2 separate regions of the Homo sapiens genome follow, and region 1 is linked to region 2. The links are chromatin loops, found by intact Hi-C in ENCODE. Cell type or tissue: heart left ventricle. All regions are shown on one strand. Each heading gives the region's core, and the rest is flanking DNA. Links, peaks and the distances in the headings are about the cores only.

Region 1 (8,321 bases), core at 1-8,000, 160 kb after region 2:
ATTATCTTCCATTCTAATAAGTTGAAGACACAAACATTTCAGTCTGAATGAACCAAATTGTTTGGGGACAGAGAAGAAAAGTGATGAACAGAGTTCATCTGATTTGGTATAGCAATAATCAATCATCTTTTAAGTAATGGTGACGTTTAAATGGAAAAAACTATGCTCCTAATTCATGGTACAATTTTTCATTACATCATTTTCTCTAAAAATTATTTTGGGTAAAAAAGTATTTGGCTTATTATGCCTACAAAAAGGCAAACCATTTCATTATATTAATATTCATTTTTAAATACCAATGACATTATTTTATGGAATTTATTGATAACTGCTTCTGAATAAAGTTCAAAAAAGCAATTTCTTAAAAGTAAAAGAGTGCTTCTGAGGTCTTTAAGTATTTTTGGTACAAAAAATAATAGTGTTTTTGTCAATGGTTATTCAATATTTTGCTGTAAATTAAAAAGAATTGTTTCTCACATCAAATGGTTCCATTAGGCACATTCAAGTAAAATCATAAAATATCCAAGTTAAACAATGACACAGCCAAGCATGTGGCTTGATAAAAGTTAAGAGTTTGTCCATTCTCTGGAATGGAATAAAATTGTCACTTCCCTTAACCCGAGACTCGTGGTTTTGTTGTTCATATCCATTTCTAACATACAGATAAGTTTCTTAAAAAAACAAAACAAAACAAAAAAGTTCACTTATTCTGCACTCAGAAGAACCAGCGAGGAATCTGCACTTCAAAAGGAAGTGAAACTGAAAACATTAGGTGAAATTTCATAGTAGTTGAGTTTACTCAACACTGGCATCAGATGGACTGAGTTTGAGTTTGAGTGGTGCCAATTAATGGCCACCTCCAGGTGCATTGTGTACCCAATCCAAAACAATCAAGGCCATGCTTCCGGTCATCACCAGTACACCACTTAACAGGAAGAACAAAGCCTGCAAAGAGCATAGAGAAAATTGATCAGCAAGTAATAAAACATATATGCTAAACATTTCTTCTATTTTTTGAAATGTGCTTTAATTACTAAAATCTATCCACTATATAATCTATAGAAAGAATATTTAACTTGCTAAATATAAACTCCTAAGTGATCAGTATGTTATCTGCAGTACACAATAACTACCTTTGAGGCCTTCTGAACTTTTTCACTTTTTCATTCCTTTGTCTCAAGTGACAGGGAATTTTCTTGCTAAACAAACTGCTTCATATAGAACTGGACTGGATTTTTTTTTGCAATTTTTTAGAATGAAAGTCAAGTCACAAAATCAAACCCAAATCATCCTAAAATGCAGCAAAAGTCAAAGCCAGAGGTCTTTCCAGGAAATACTAATTCCTAAATCCTACCCTTCAATACTGCCACTATGTAATTTAGAGTAAAACAAGATGACAGTTGTTGGTTTATAAACAATTCTAGTACTTTAATCAGAGCAGAATGAAGGAGAAAATAATGACTAAAAAGCAGTCTTTTTCCTAAATATCACCACCAGGATTCTGGTTCTAGGAACCACATCATTTGTGGTTAGCACATCATTCTCTGTCACCAACTGGTACTACACTTTAGAGTAGATACATAATAGTAAACACCATGAAGAGACGGCCTCCCTGAGAGCTTCGCTCTGAAGATGGTCAGTCTCATTCAACTAAACAGCCCTTCCTTCTCTTTTATATATTCAATGCCCATTTAAGTGCCTGTCACACAGTAGGCAGTCCAGTGAAAACTGGTTGAACAAATGTTGAAAGCTGAGTATCTCATCTAGTCTTCATCCCTATTCCTATCTCCAAAGTATCTAATAACTTTATTGCAATTAATTTAAGTGTTCATTAGATGGCAAACTATCTTTCCCCTTCCCTCTGCAATCTTCCATCTGTGAAGTATACCATTACAGAAATGTTTGCTGGAAACTTAAAAGTGAAACCATAACAAATAACAGCTATGAGAATAAAATTAAAATCAGTTGGGGAAATTTATGATATTATTACTGTTTCTATGGTTATAATCTTTCACTCACCCCAATCTTTTGTACAGATTTCATAGGTTCTTTCTTCACCAACTTGATATAGAAGGCAGAAGGAAGAATAAAAATCAACATAGAAGCTGCAGATGCACCTGTAAAACAACATTTATGTTTCTTGAGGATTCAATGAACCACTCGTCATTCATTCTTTAAATCTTAAAATCCCTGATGTTTGAATCCACTTGGATACTTTCTAAAACTTACCAATAAAACCAAAGATATCCCTAATAGTTGGGACAAAGATGACAAGTAAATTGGTAAATGCCAAGATAGACACTGTAATGAGACTATGACGCCACCAACTGAAATCTTTTGATGCACACAACAAGTGAGTTACAGAACTCCGGATCTGCAAAAAAAATAAATAAAATGTATTTTAAAAATAGCAGCAATATAAAATTTAAAAATCCAGCTTCAATGAATGAAAAGAATGCCCAAGTAACAAGGAATCTATCCAAAATAGTAACTATTTCTAAATAAAACTGTGCCTCTTTCTCTGCTGTTTCCTGAACATCTGAACACTTAAAGATCATTTTATATCTTATGGTGAAAAAAATGTCCCCAGGGTATTTTGAAAATATACACTGTATTTTTAAAAAGCCCCTTCAAAACCACCACCAACTTAGTATTGTTCTACTGGTGTTTCCCTTCTTCCAGAAGATGAAAATCTCACCAATATTCACATGTCTAAAAACTCCTTCCTACTGAAAGCAGAGCAAGTGATTACTTACTGGGAAAATAACTACTGGTACTGTCAGGGTCACAGCCATTAACACAGCCAGACGGACAATGAGAAGAAGAATATCAGTTCCCAAGATAGAAGAGTAGGTATGAAGCAATTCTGACTCAACATGTTCTACAGGGAAAGACCAAAAAAACTTTGATTGGCTGTTTTCATTGGACACCAAGTAGAAAATTTAACAGCAAAATGTGCACCAGTTATTTAGCTACTCACAAAACGACTATAAACTAAGAGGCTAATAAGATTTGTTTGGAATTATAGTTAATGCAATTAAAGTAACATTGAAGGAAAATTTTTCTAAATACCACAGAGATTTAGCCACATGACTCCCATTAAAAACAACAGGAGTTAAGCAGCTAAATCTCCTGGCTTGGCTTGCAATTTGTGTTTGTGTTACATAGTCTGAAGGTGATGGGAGAGGAGACAGGCAATATGAACTCAGAGGCTGGCATATCATACAAATATGCCATCAAATGATTAATGATATTTTCAAACCTGGATTCTAGAAATTACTGATTAAATACACTACAGAAAATTCTAAGCTCTAAATTTAATTTCTCATCACAAATATGAAATATATTAAAACAGACTATTTTTAAAGTGATGGAACTACACATAGAAAACTAGCAGCTTCATTTCAATAAGCGTTTTTTTTTGTTTTTGTTTTTGTTTTGGTAAAGGAGGCGTTACTTACCGTAAAATGTTAGGTATCCAAAGAGGGCGGCAAGCAGATACATGAGAAACATAGCAAAAAATGAAATCTTGGACACATTCATCATTCTTCTACGGCTGCGGCTATGTAATTCAAGAGAAAATTCAAATATATATTTCAGCAGCAGTTACAGCAATTGTCTAATATTTTCTCAAATTTATGTAAAAATGAAATACTCACTCTTTCAGTTCTTCATAGATGGGAAGAACAGCAGGATGACAGACAAATGAAAAGATCAGAATTGGCACAGCATAGACAGTCTGAAAGAAAACGTAAAAATCTACTTAATCTGATGTAACGAACTCATGCTGTCACATTTCCGCAGCATATATTTTATGTAAACAATCTTAGAATCAAAGCCTAAGTTTCCTTTGTGTAATTAGCTTCCATTCTTCTAATCTGTTCATGAAGTATGATCAATATCCTCACTTCTGAATGTGTCAATTATTAGCACCATATGATTATCTCAATTCTCAATCTATTTTCAGATGTAAACCAAAACTTTCTTCACAGTCCTCAATAATTAGCTAATCACATGTTTTCTATAAAGCACCTATTATCCTCCTCCCTTTACCCTGGGAGTGAATAGCTTCCCTCTTTTCTTCCCTAAACTCTTCTTTTGAGAAAATAAGCATATTTAGTTACCTGTGAGTTGAAAATAAAATAGTGAGGTCTGCAAGAGTCATTTTCAGTCACGTTATGTGACAAAGCAGGTACAAGAGCTGTTGGCTGTGTTAAGGTGGTGTTTATTGTTTCGTTAATTATCAAAGCAGCTTCCACAGGACACGGAACCTGAAATTTCTTGCAAATGACCTAAAAATATATTATTTTGCATGTGTTAAACTAAGTGACATGGCAGGGCTTATAAAAAATTTTTTCTAAAAAAAAAATCATACCCACCACAATCAGAAAGAACACCATACACAACAAGGAAAGGCCACTGGTATATCCCAAATATCCTATAAGGAGGGGTGGCAGGAATCAGTATTAGTTTAATGAAACAGATTTAAGGCAAATATCTTTTTCCCACTGAATAACTCAATTCTGCTGGGAAGACTTTAGGCACTAAAGTATGTGTATAGCACTAAATTTCTAATTCTTATGATACTAAATTATAGATTTATTTAAATATACTTGTCATAACCCAAGCTAATAAAAACTATCATTTGCATTATTTCTTACAAAGCACAACATATAGTGTCAATTAAATATTTTGGCTCCTAAATTTTGCATGCTGTAAGTCCCAAAGATATACCTTTCTACTTTCTAGGGCTTTTTCATTCTGATTAATTTCTATTCAGAGAAAGCCCAACTAACTGGTGAGAGGCTCATTTCAATTCTCTTTAGAGATGAGTTTGCTCACCTAAATTTCTAAACAGCGACAAAGGAAGAATGACCACCAATGACACCAACAGAACCAAATAGTTCCCGTTCAGATACCACAATCTAAAGAAAACAGAAACAAGGTCAAAACAGTCACAAATATCCTCTGAAAAATATACACATCTTCTAACAGGACTCATTTCATAGGAATACCATGAAAACAAACACACAAAAAAGACATGTTTGGAAAAAGTTTCCCCTGTTCAAGATAGGAATAACTTTTTAATTTTGTGTGCTAGATGAACATTTACTCAGGTTAGAAGTCGGGTATAAAACAGTGTAACTTTTGTCCCACTACTTGCTCTGGGAAGGCTGCCAGCTGATTCATAACACAAAATGCTTCTCAAAGACTTGATACTAATGCAGGGAACAAAGCTTGTTTGTTAAGCCAGTAATCTTATCTTTAAGCACTTTCAGAAAAATTGTACACCAACTTTGGTACAGCTTTAGCATGTAATTTCTAATGCTGGAAACTAAAAAATTTTAAAACAAGTTTTTTTCCAGATGCGTTAGCAAATATTATTAAATATTTCAATGAGGAAACGTTTTCATAAAATGCACAGGCAAACTGCCCCCCCCATAAAAAAAATTATAAAACTCAGTCCCCCAAACCAGGACTTATTCCAGGTTATCAGAGTATGTTGTGACATCTTGACCCACCTTTAACTCCAAAGACAGCCAAAAATATCCCTTTTGAACTTTAGAAAACATTATGTATATCCTCTAAGCCTTTTTCTTTTTAGGTAAATCATGAATTGCACTGTCTTCTAAATCACTATTTTCAAATTCTAATTGCCTCATGAATTCTGTTCACTTCAGCAGTAAGCACTCTGCAGAACACCAACACTTAAAGATCAGCTTAAAAAATTAAATTTCTAAAGCCACATCTGAGATAACAGCACTTCTCTATTTTGACGTAATGAGCTGCACATAGGGTGGGAAGTAAATTATCCTTCCCCATGTTTACTTTAGATAAATACCTGTGAGTTCACTGGGATGAGTAACTTTGCTAGAAGAAAATGGTTTCTATAGCATGCCCAAACATTTTCTGGCACATGTTGAGTATCCCTTATTCAAAATGCTTGGGACCGAAGTGTTTTGGACTTTGGAGTACCTGCACATACATATTTGAAGTATCTTGGAGATGGCACTGAAGTCTAAACACAAAATTCACTTATGTTTCCTATACACCTTCTTAAACCCATAGCCTAAAGGTGATTTTATACAGTATTTTAATTAATTTTGCACACCTGTCACGAGATCAGGTGTGGATTTTCCACTTGTAGTGTCATGTTGGCACTCAAAAAGTTTTGGATTTCAGATTAGGGATGTCCAGCCTGTATTTTGCATTGAACAGATTAAGTCTTAAGAATTCCAAACTTACAAAAATAAGACGGATTAATTTTTAATGTAATTCAAAGCTTCAGTCCTCACTTAGGATATATATTAAAAACACCTATAACTTCTTTAAGTATGAACATAAAGACAGAAAGCAAGTTCTAGAAAACCTGTTTTAGAAATTAAGATATCCAAAATTGTAGGGCTAGCTACTATCTTTCGGCCTTTCCTTCTCCAAAGTTCGAATCAGTTTACGGGGATGGGGGGCCTTCTTGGTCAGTTTCAAAAGGAACATTTATGGATAATTAACTAATCATTTTGTATACAACTTTGATAAAAATGTATCTAACCACTTTTGACTATAATTGTTTCTTATGAGTAACCTTACTTAGCACCTACCCAGTTTTATCTTCAATGTTCGTTAATGCCTGGATCACCAAAGGCAACTCATATTTCACTATGAAGAGGTAGCTTGACATAGCTGGAGGAAAACAAAATTATACCATTACAAGTGCAAAACGCGGCACGTGACACTAAAACGCATGTGTCACCATTCTGTGCTCCACAATGAGCATAAAGTCTACCCAAATAATCTTTTGAAAAATTCTTACCTCCAATGTTCTGCATTGTAATTGATCCAGATGCTGCAAGCTTTCCAACTAATCCAAATGCCTTATATCCCAATTGTTCATATAATAAAGACCCTACAATTTGAAGACAGAAGCATGAAGCCAAGGATTTTAAAAGAGAAATAAAATGATAGGTATACATTGTTTTAGAAAAATCAAGAATGCTATCATACCTCCTTCATTGGCAGTCTTCAAAAGGAGATGAACAGAATACAGGGAAAATATTGACACAAATGTCAAGAGAATTCTGGTGAGAGAAGGAAAAGGCATAGGGTTATAAATAAGCATGGCTATATTTAAAGACAACTCTTTCTGGATGTTTAAATAACATTATGTGTGCAACTTGTCCTATTTGTGTCAAAATGCCCTGAAGAACTGGCATTTCCTCTCCTACTAACTGGAATGGCAACACTGTCTCTTGGCTGGCAGTAAAAACTTGCATCATTTCTCAGGTGATAGTTCTACAGCATTGGTTAGGAACAAGGATGTCTACCCACTGAGCCAAACATAGCATGAGACACTGGAAAGCTCAACTTCCCAGTGATGGAGTTTGAAACTTGTATTTTGATTCTGGCACCACAATAATGAGCTGTATGCTTGCCACCTTTCTGCATTTCAGTAGTTCCCCTTATCTGTAAAATATTAGTAATATCCGCCACTAAACCCAGCCCACAAGGTTCTTGGGAAATTCAACTGAGACACGTTCAGGAAAGGTTTTAAGACCACATGGACCGTATACACAAAAACAGGAATGACAGGCCAGGTGCAGTGGCTCATGCCTGTAATCCCAGCACTCTAGGAGGCTGGGGCAGGATGACTGCTTGAGGCCAGGAGTTCGAGATCAGCTTGGACAACATAACATAGGGAAGCCACATCTCTACCGAAGGAAAAACAAAAAGCCAGCTGTGGTGGTGTACACCTATAGTCTCAGCTACTCAGGCTGAGGTGGGGGTATCACTTGAGCCCAGCAGTTTGCCACTGCACTCAGCCTGGAGGACAAAATGAAATACTGTCTTTTTAAAAAAAAAAGAAAGAAAAGGAAAAGAATGGTAAGGGGGAAATGACACTAACATGATACTAACATTTTAAGAGGCACTACAAGCTTTACTAACAACTGGGCACAAATCAGAGAACTAACCATTGTGATGACATACTACATTGCACCCCATGGCAAGGAATACAGGCCCACTATTGTCACAGTTAAACAATGTCTGTGCTAGAACAAGTAGGCTATCAGCTTGACTGTCTCTAAGCCTTTCCTCCCTTGACCCTTTCACTTGGATTGAGCAACAGAAAAAAAATAAATAAATAAGGTAACATAGAGTGACTAAAGGGACCCTAATGTCACCTAATTTTCCTTTAGGGTAAGGGTTCTCCCTCATTCCAGCTTTACTTTCCTTCCACCTAGGAGAGCCCAGAGATACAGACTAATTTTTTAAAGAAATTAAATAACAAAACAGGGAAACTCATAGAAAACCTTGCAAAGGAGAAG
Region 2 (8,341 bases), core at 132-8,131:
CTTTAACTGCCCAAACAATTAATCTGCAACACTTGTATTCAATAAATAACAGACCACAGATAGTCATAACATTTGGTTATGTCAAGGAATCTAGGATGCCATAGAAGTATGGAAAACAAGAAAAACGGAGAAGTAGGCCCCGCGCGGTGGCTCACGCCTATAATCCCAGCACTTTGGGAGGCTGAGGCAGGCAGATCACCTGAGCTCAGGAGTTCAAGACCAGCCTGGGCAACATGGTGAAACTCTGTGTCTACAGAAAATACAAAAGTTAGCTGGGCATGGGGCATGTGCCTGTAGTTCCAGCTACCTGAGAGGCTGAGGTGGGAGGATTGCTTGACCCTGGGAAGTTGAGACTGCAGTGAGCTGAGATCACACCATAGCACTACAGCCTGGGTGACAGAGGGAGACTCTGTCTCAAAAAAAAAAAAATAAATAAAGAAAAATTGAGAAGTATACGCTTGAGAAAATTAAAAACTAAAACTAAAAGCTGAACTATTAAAAGACGCCAAAGATATATGAGTGGATTCAATGCTAAATGACATCAACTTTGTTTCAAACTGGAAATAAATACTGATATTGTCGATCTTTTCTAAGTTTTTAAGATACGCTATTGTGACTATTTTTGTTTATGTTTGATAACCATAGGCTAAAAAGAGACATGAAGAAGTTTATAAGCAGGCCTTAATTTTCTCAAAACCAGCAATCAAAAATAAATCAATAAATCCATAGAATTTTCTTAATAGTTAAAAATGAACAGCAATATTCTCTTTTCCTAGTTTGTGGTCTTAATATTGATTTCTTATTGTCTGATTTACTAGCCTTTTCACCCAAACCCACAGGCAAATCAGAGACGATGTATTTAGCAGTTTACAGATAAATCTGAAGATTATCACCCACTTGCAAAATACGCATACGTAATGGAAAGCAACACAAATACTTAAACTTTCCTCGGTGATACAATATTTGAAAAACCAAATTAATGAAAAAGCCCACATGGTTGGCTACTTTTTATGTTTATGGCCCCCCAAAATACTGCAAGTTTCTGATTTTTCTTGCTTTCTTGTTTCTTAAAATACAATGCTTGTTTAAGAATGGCACAATGTGAGTAAATGTTGAAGCTGGGTGATGAATCCGCTGACGTTCATTAGACAAGTCCGTTTATTTTAATTGCATACTTGCCTATTAATGAGGGGATGTAAAACGATTAAGATAAAAAATTAAACAAATTTCTTACTCTTTAAGCTCACTGTAAATTGGCAGGACTGACGGGTGGCAAACAAATGCAAATGCAATGGTGGGTAAAGCATACACGGTCTATTTGAGAGAAAAGAATAGACATTAGGAAAAACACTTTTACCATAAAAAGGACATAGCTCCAGTATTTCTGAGCTGTCTTTTTATCTGACAGCTCTTCAGAATCCCTGGATTATTCGGTTATTAGGGAGGTTTTGATCTCTAAAGTAGAAGCAGCTTTTCTAAGACAGCTTGTCTAGCTCGAGCCATTAGCCACTTGTCACAGAGGGACTTCGGATTTGGCTCACCTATGGTGTATTTTATATACTCCAGGTATACAACACCCCCTGTTTATACAGCATGAGCCAGTTACATGGCACTCTTCCTAGGATAGCTCGCTGGGTCCCCACAGCAATCCCAAGCAGTAGGCAGACTGTGGCTGTTCTCCTGGCTCCCTCCAACAGGTCAGGCGACTGGCCCAGCACTCCCACCTCTAGTTTACTGCTCTTCGCTCTACATCAGGTGCATGGAATCGGACTTAAAAGATACCCTCTGAAAAGAAAATCTGTTCCATATTGCACTACTTTGGCTATATCCTTACAATCAGAGAGAAGGAGAAAGATCGCGATCTATTTAGTTTTCTTAGATAAGGCTCTTTGAAACTCTCACACTCAATCTAACTTCCTATGCAAAAAGAAGTGAAAACTAACCTATCTTATGCCCTAACTCTGCTGATGCACTATGCCAGGCACATTCTAACAAAACCTTGTAAGATACAGAATAGAATACTTATTTTTACTCAAGGGGTTGGGTGACTTGCCTGAGGATTCAAATCCAAGCCTGACTGACTCCATAATCCTCTGTTTCCCATTGTATCAACAATATTTTAATAGTATGAGAGTTTTTTAAGTGCCAGTTTGTGGTGGCATCTATATTTCAACTGTGCAACCTGAGGAAGTCTGCAGTATTCCTTTCTGTCATCGCCAGAAGAAGGGAGCTAAGGATGTTGTTAGTCTGTTTTTGAAGTATCACCTAGCACTCTACACAGAAAAAGCTGAGACAATTATCCAGAATGGGATTTTCACAGAGAATGCTTAATGGTAAGAGAGAGTGTAAAATATAATATTTGTATATTTCTCAAGGATCTCTACATAGATGTGTAATCTGGAAGCAATGGTATCATGTGTTCTTTTGAGAACTAATACATTCAAACCAGTGCAATTACAAGCATGAGAAATAGAATGTCCTTAATAAAAATGCTTGTTTCATCTGCAAAGGATCAGGAAACTTACCTTTGAATTGAAGGTAACATATTTTGGCGTACACGTGTCAGCATTTGTTGAATTAGCACTTATTGTTGAATTTAGCTCTGGAACAATGCAGGGAATTTGAAATTTCTTGTAAATAACCTGGTATTAAGAAGTATAGTAGAAGCAATATGGACTTTAGTAAAGCCAATGAATAATTATTACATGCCATTGTACTATCACAAAACCAAACCAACCATTGCAATCAGCACTTACCACAATTAGGAAAAAAACCATACAGCTCAAGGAAAATCCACTAGTATAGCCAAGATACCCTTTAAAAAAAAGTAAAAAATAAATTATTTCATTTTTTTCCATTTTTAAAAATTTTGGAGCTACCCATCATAAACTGTTATTATTTCAAAATTCATCACCTCACTTATTTCAGTGCATTATTTGAAGCATATTTTAGAGATCCAATAATAAACATACATGCCCAAGTGAATACAAGATTTATTATTTGACAGTGCTACTTTATTTGGCAAAAAAATGGGGCTCTGAATAGAAACATTATATTACGTGTTTTGATTCCAACTCTCCCTGGCACACTAGAGAACACAGATTCCCAGAATCCAGCAGAAAAGAGCCTTCCAATTTTTGCTGTAAGTCTGTGTTGGTGGACCCTGATGGAGTCCTATGGGCAAACCCATTTACTCCTTGATCCCCTCAATAGCTCTTTATTATGCACTTATTGTGTGCATACTGAATGTCAGTTATAATACTTTTCTCCCCAGATGACAGAGAGTAGATGAAGCGAATTTCTAGTGGTAAATTGAGTATCTGGGGCTCTTTAGTAGCTCCCCTTAGAATGCCTGGGAGATCTCCAATTGCTACCATGACCTCCAGAAAGGTAGAGTTAAGTAGCCTCTCGGGACTGCATTATTTTCAACCCAGGGGAAGAGCTTTTCTCTACTTAACTGAAAAGAGCTACCTCTATAGGTACAGAAAACACAGAGGCAGAAACCAGAAAATTAAGTAGTTAAAAAAATCTATTTATAAACCTCACAGAACAACTACAGAGCTGTTTTGTTTTGTATCCAAAACAAAACAAAAAACTAAGGCTCATAATTATTGTTTGGAGAGCTTTTATCCAAACTTCTGTTTGAATTAGCCCAGAATTAAAGTAAATACATTTTATAGGTTTTTGACTAGATGGCAGTCTGGTCACATTATTCAATGTATGAAATTCCCTTAACATCAGGCATCCTTGTCTCCAAATACAAGCATAAAAACAAGTAGTAGATCAAAGCCAAATGGATATGACTTGGAGATTATCCGCCATTTCTGACTTTTGATTTCTCTCTCCCACTTCGAAGAGAAATAATTGAGGCTGGTCAGACTCTCTAAATTTATAATACTTGTGGGTATAAATCTAGGCAGCTTTCTGTCTCCATATTAGATTTGAAAATGTATTTATCTAAATAATGAGGGTATTTAAGACTTCGTATGAAGAGAATTGCATTTTCTGGACTTTTCTTAGAGTAGCATATAAGTTGTACTACTGAAAATAGCCCTGTCTGTCCTGGCCCCAGGACCTCCCTTCTCCCCTCCACAGCTCAGTAGAGGGATTGTTTAGGAGGTCACATACTGACTGTTATTTTTATCCCATATTAAAGTTGGGACCGATTAATACTTGCAATTTATCATGTACTTAATCTTTGAGTGCATGCAGAGGGGAAGCAGAGGGCAACACTGTCCATTTTTATTCAGTTTCTGATTCACTTGGGCACTGCAGAATATGATAAAAGCAAAATCTGTCCTTACCTAAGTTCTTCAAGAGACACAGAGGGAGAATTATGCCAAAGGTAACTATCACCACCAGAACGCGGCCATCCACGTACCAGGCTCTGAAAGGCATTTAAGTGATTAGGTTATATTTTTTTAGAAAGTGACTTTTTTCCCCTCCAATGTAAAATTTCATGATATCATGATATATATTTTTATTAATTTTTACTATATGCATTAATTTTTAAAATCATTATTCAGGTCTTATCCAAACACTTTAACCCAGCCCCTACTTATATACTACAGCTTCACTCCCCTGTAATGGAAGAGGGAATATTGGTTTTTTTTTTTCCCATTGGCTAAATGTGGCATTCTTTTGAATTATTTACATGGTTTCAAAGCTGAATGCACACATTTCATTCTGTCAGATTACAACTTGTCCTATCAATTATTTAAAGAGAAAGCTCCTTTTTGTTTTGCTGGGCTAGTATCAGTGAGAAACAAGTCACTACAGGTAGACATTTCTCTCTCCCTGATCCCTTGGATTTGACCTTGAATCCTGAGAACACTAGAGACTCTGGCTTCTACGATTCTCCCTTGAAAGAAAACAGAGAAACTAAGACTGACAAGAACTGTTAAACAAGAGGGAGTCAAAACACAATTGTGCCAAATGTAGCTGCAACATTTTCCAGGGTTATCTACATCTTTAATGAGGTTGGCTCATGTAAATTTCGCCCCCAAAATGCTATGTCCCTTCTTTAAGTAAGAGGCTAGGGTCTTAATTTTTGTTGCACGTTCCACTTTTGTGTTAAAAATACTGCATATCTGTTCTATTTCACAGAAACTAGATATAGATTTCAGGCTCTGGGGAAAATGCAGTATCTACCGCTCATAGCATGACAGACAAATCTACTTTTCAAATGTGCATATGCAAATGGCTCTCCTGCTTTTTTCCTTTATATAGCCCCAAAGAAATTTATTGTTGAAACAACAAACAAACAAAACGCAGCCTAGGAAAAACTTTCTGCAATATTCACAAGCAAGAATTTTGATTGGCCCATATTTAAATTAAAAACATTTTAGTTATATCATAAAAAAATGGTCTATAACTTACGAAAATGTCTCTTCCTTTCCCATTAGAAACTTTATGGCAGAGGGTAGTTCATTTTTTACGATGAAGAGGTAGCTCAGCATTGCTGAAGGAAAATGAGAACATTTTTAGAAAGAAGATACGAAGGCTTATGTTGCAAGCTACATAAAAAGTTATCAGCCCGTTCTTAGACCAACTGTCAGTAAGACACAAAGGCAACTTCAGCTACTCTAGCAGGATTTGTGGCTTTAAATAAGTGACTGCTGTCTCTGCTTTACTTTCCCTGTGCCATTTTAGCAATGAGGATGATAACTGCTTGAATTATGTTAAAATTCATGTGGCCGCTCATCCACCAGAATTAGTTTCAAGTTATGTAAAGAAAAGCATGTTCTTTTTACCTCCAGTGTTCTGTAGAGAGGTGGCTCCAAAGATTACGAACTTCCCTGTGGTGCCAAAGACTTGTTCCCCCAGCTTTTCATACACCATGCAGCCTATTTAAAAATCAAATTTGAGAACACAAGAAATGACAGGGTTCAGAAAGTTAAAATAGTCAAGATTTTGTCATTCTATTGACTGTTCCCCAAGTTACTATGTGCCTTTCTCAAACTCACACAAATAGTCATTTTGGCCTTCAGGGGTTAAGGTATCCTCATTACAAAACAAATTCTTAACATTTTAAAATGTGAGATGCAACCATCATTTCTCCTTTTTCAAGTTGGCTACCAGAGCATTACAATTAACCTATTAGGTCATAAGGCTTATTTTTAACTACCTCTATCTTACAAAGGGGAAATTCCTTCTGTGATCTTTTTCTTCAGGTCTGGTGTACACCATTAAAATACATATTTGATTTAAAAAGATCCTAATAGTTGAAACAAAAAGATTCCTTTTGAATTAATGACCTGAACTGATTAGGCAAACAAGGAATTATCTTAATAACATCCCATCAATGCCTCCACGTTCTAAATGTAATAACAAGCTTAGAAACATTTTAATAGCCACGACATACAAAACCTAATTATTCATAAAATGTAGTTCAAATACATGCAACTCACAAAAGAGAGCAGAAGACTAATCTGTCAAAAGCATAATTTGTCTGTAGCAAAATTTGAAAGTGTTCGACTAGCTCATCTCAATAAATACTGAAACTCTAAAGCATTCACTTTTTAAAAAGTGTTTATATTTCTTTATAACTGTTCAGTTCATGTTTTCAAAAGGTTCACGGAGAGCAATATGGGACAGGCTATAATTAAACCTTTGTTTAATCTCTCATAAGACTGGTGTTTAAACTAGACAATGGTTAGCTCCTCAATTTATTATAAAATGTTCCAGTTAAATGGAGTCATGTATATACAATAATAGTTGACCAATGTGGTTTTAGTTAATGTAAAAGTCAAAGAATTACAAACATAATCCAGTGTCCCAGAAATAGAAAATAAACACTTCAGGTATTACACTGCCCAGAGTACTTGAAGTCTCTTCATAGCTTGCTCACTCCCACATTGCCTCAGGAGTAACACTTTCTCCTTGGAATATGCACAAGAGAATGACAGGTCTGTTTACTTTTAAAACCTTGGAAGTTATAATATAAAAACATGGGATCTTTGTTCTGGATTTATAAAGACCTAAGGAAAAACAAGCTTTTAAAATGAAGTCATTTTAAACCAGAAAAACAGGTATAATTGAGGGTTCACTTTAAGTGACAACATTATTTTCTCATTGTCCATGACAATTTAATTTATATTTTGCTGCAACTGTTTCTCTAGATAAATACTACTATAGGTCTTCCAATCACTCTAGGTCAAAATAGTCTTTCTTTTTAATAATCAAATTGCTGTACAGAGAGAACATCATTGTTCCACAATGCTACCATAAAAATAATTCACCCTGGTTTTAACAAAATCAAACACGTCCTCAGCTTACCTGTTTCTTTTGAACAGATCAATAGGAGGTTTATTGAATATATAGACAGCAATGTCACTGAAGTCAAAAGTACCCTAAAGCAAAGAAAATAAATCTTATTGTAATATCTAGAAAAGAATATATTCTGGCATTACAGTTTAGAAGGGCAAAGGTTTATTTGTATGGTTAACACTATTTGTTAATAGTATCCAAATTTTGGAACCTATTAGTCATCCCTGCTTTAAAATCCTCAACAAAAATGTCCTACCAAATAAAGAAGTGCTCATTAGAATCTGAGTAACAGTTCAAATCCTTTATGTAATTCGAAGCCCAAATAGCTCTCTGGGAGCATTTCGGTTGAGATGACTTTAAAACAACATTATGAAAGAAGGCTTTTGTAGTCTATGTTGCACTCTCTGTTACATCCGGGTGAGAAAGTGTGAGAATGGGGTGGGAGGGGCGGAGGGAAAGGCTGGCAGTGACCTTAGGAGAATGACCACCTGACTTTGGGCAACTTGCTTAACATTCCCATCTCTGGATTCCTTGCCCATAATATAAAGATACAAGCCAAATGATGTCTAGGGTTCTTTTCATCTATTACTTCATGGCTATTTTAAAATCTATATATTGGGCTACTAATGTAATTCACTTTTTTTGCACCTGGTTCCTCTTAGATGAATAAGCACCACTTGGTAACCAGTGGGAAAATTTGACAATCAAGTATAATGAAAAGACTTTTTTGAATGATGAACTCATGTTTTTGTTTTAGTACATCTGGGTCATTATCACACCCTTCTCAAGAAAAAGTGCAGTTAAAATGATGTGGGAGATTATATAGATGATTTCTGAAACATTTGGTTAAAACAGACATGATAATTGAAAATAAAGCCTATTTATTAAAAAAGAAGAAAAAAAATCCAGTCCCCAGATGAAACCGCTCACTTCCTGATGTGGGAAAATATATCCCTAGAACAATACATAACTGCAATTGACTCTATGTTTGAGTCATGAAAGGCAATTATTTTTCCACCAAGTGCTGTTGAGAGGCACTTGGCACATCATGCCGTTCGCTCTGCGTGGGCTG

What was found. A loop is a pair of places that touch in the nucleus more often than their neighbours do. Peaks named below come from ENCODE experiments on the same cell type or tissue, not always from the same donor. Only the 100,000 strongest peaks of a DNase experiment are listed, where the experiment ranks them.
Region 1: it touches region 2 in a loop (2.2-fold over the local background); 19 of 110 quality-filtered maps call a loop at or near these places.

Annotation. Positions count from the first base shown.
Region 1 is chr12:46,360,265-46,368,585 of GRCh38, forward strand. SLC38A2 (solute carrier family 38 member 2) reads right to left here. Exons shown (of 16, transcript NM_018976.5): 5 at 7,003-7,076; 6 at 6,812-6,904; 7 at 6,600-6,681; 8 at 4,843-4,925; 9 at 4,380-4,438; 10 at 4,125-4,292; 11 at 3,660-3,739; 12 at 3,462-3,562; 13 at 2,757-2,881; 14 at 2,230-2,374; 15 at 2,020-2,117; 16 at 1-945. The coding sequence ends at 847. Among named protein-coding and RNA genes, the nearest start is that of SLC38A2, 8.3 kb to the right of the region's middle. In heart left ventricle, for the core only: no CTCF peak of the experiment used is centred there; no DNase peak of the experiment used is centred there; H3K4me3 peaks cover 3,557 bases; H3K27ac peaks cover 1,906 bases.
Region 2 is chr12:46,201,776-46,210,116 of GRCh38, forward strand. It overlaps SLC38A1 (solute carrier family 38 member 1), which reads right to left. Exons shown (of 17, transcript NM_030674.4): 6 at 7,279-7,352; 7 at 5,754-5,846; 8 at 5,380-5,461; 9 at 4,305-4,387; 10 at 2,757-2,815; 11 at 2,526-2,642; 12 at 1,235-1,314. Among named protein-coding and RNA genes, the nearest start is that of SLC38A1, 63 kb to the right of the region's middle. RefSeq lists an enhancer at 6,139-6,228. In heart left ventricle, for the core only: a CTCF peak has its summit at 3,664; no DNase peak of the experiment used is centred there; H3K27ac peaks cover 990 bases.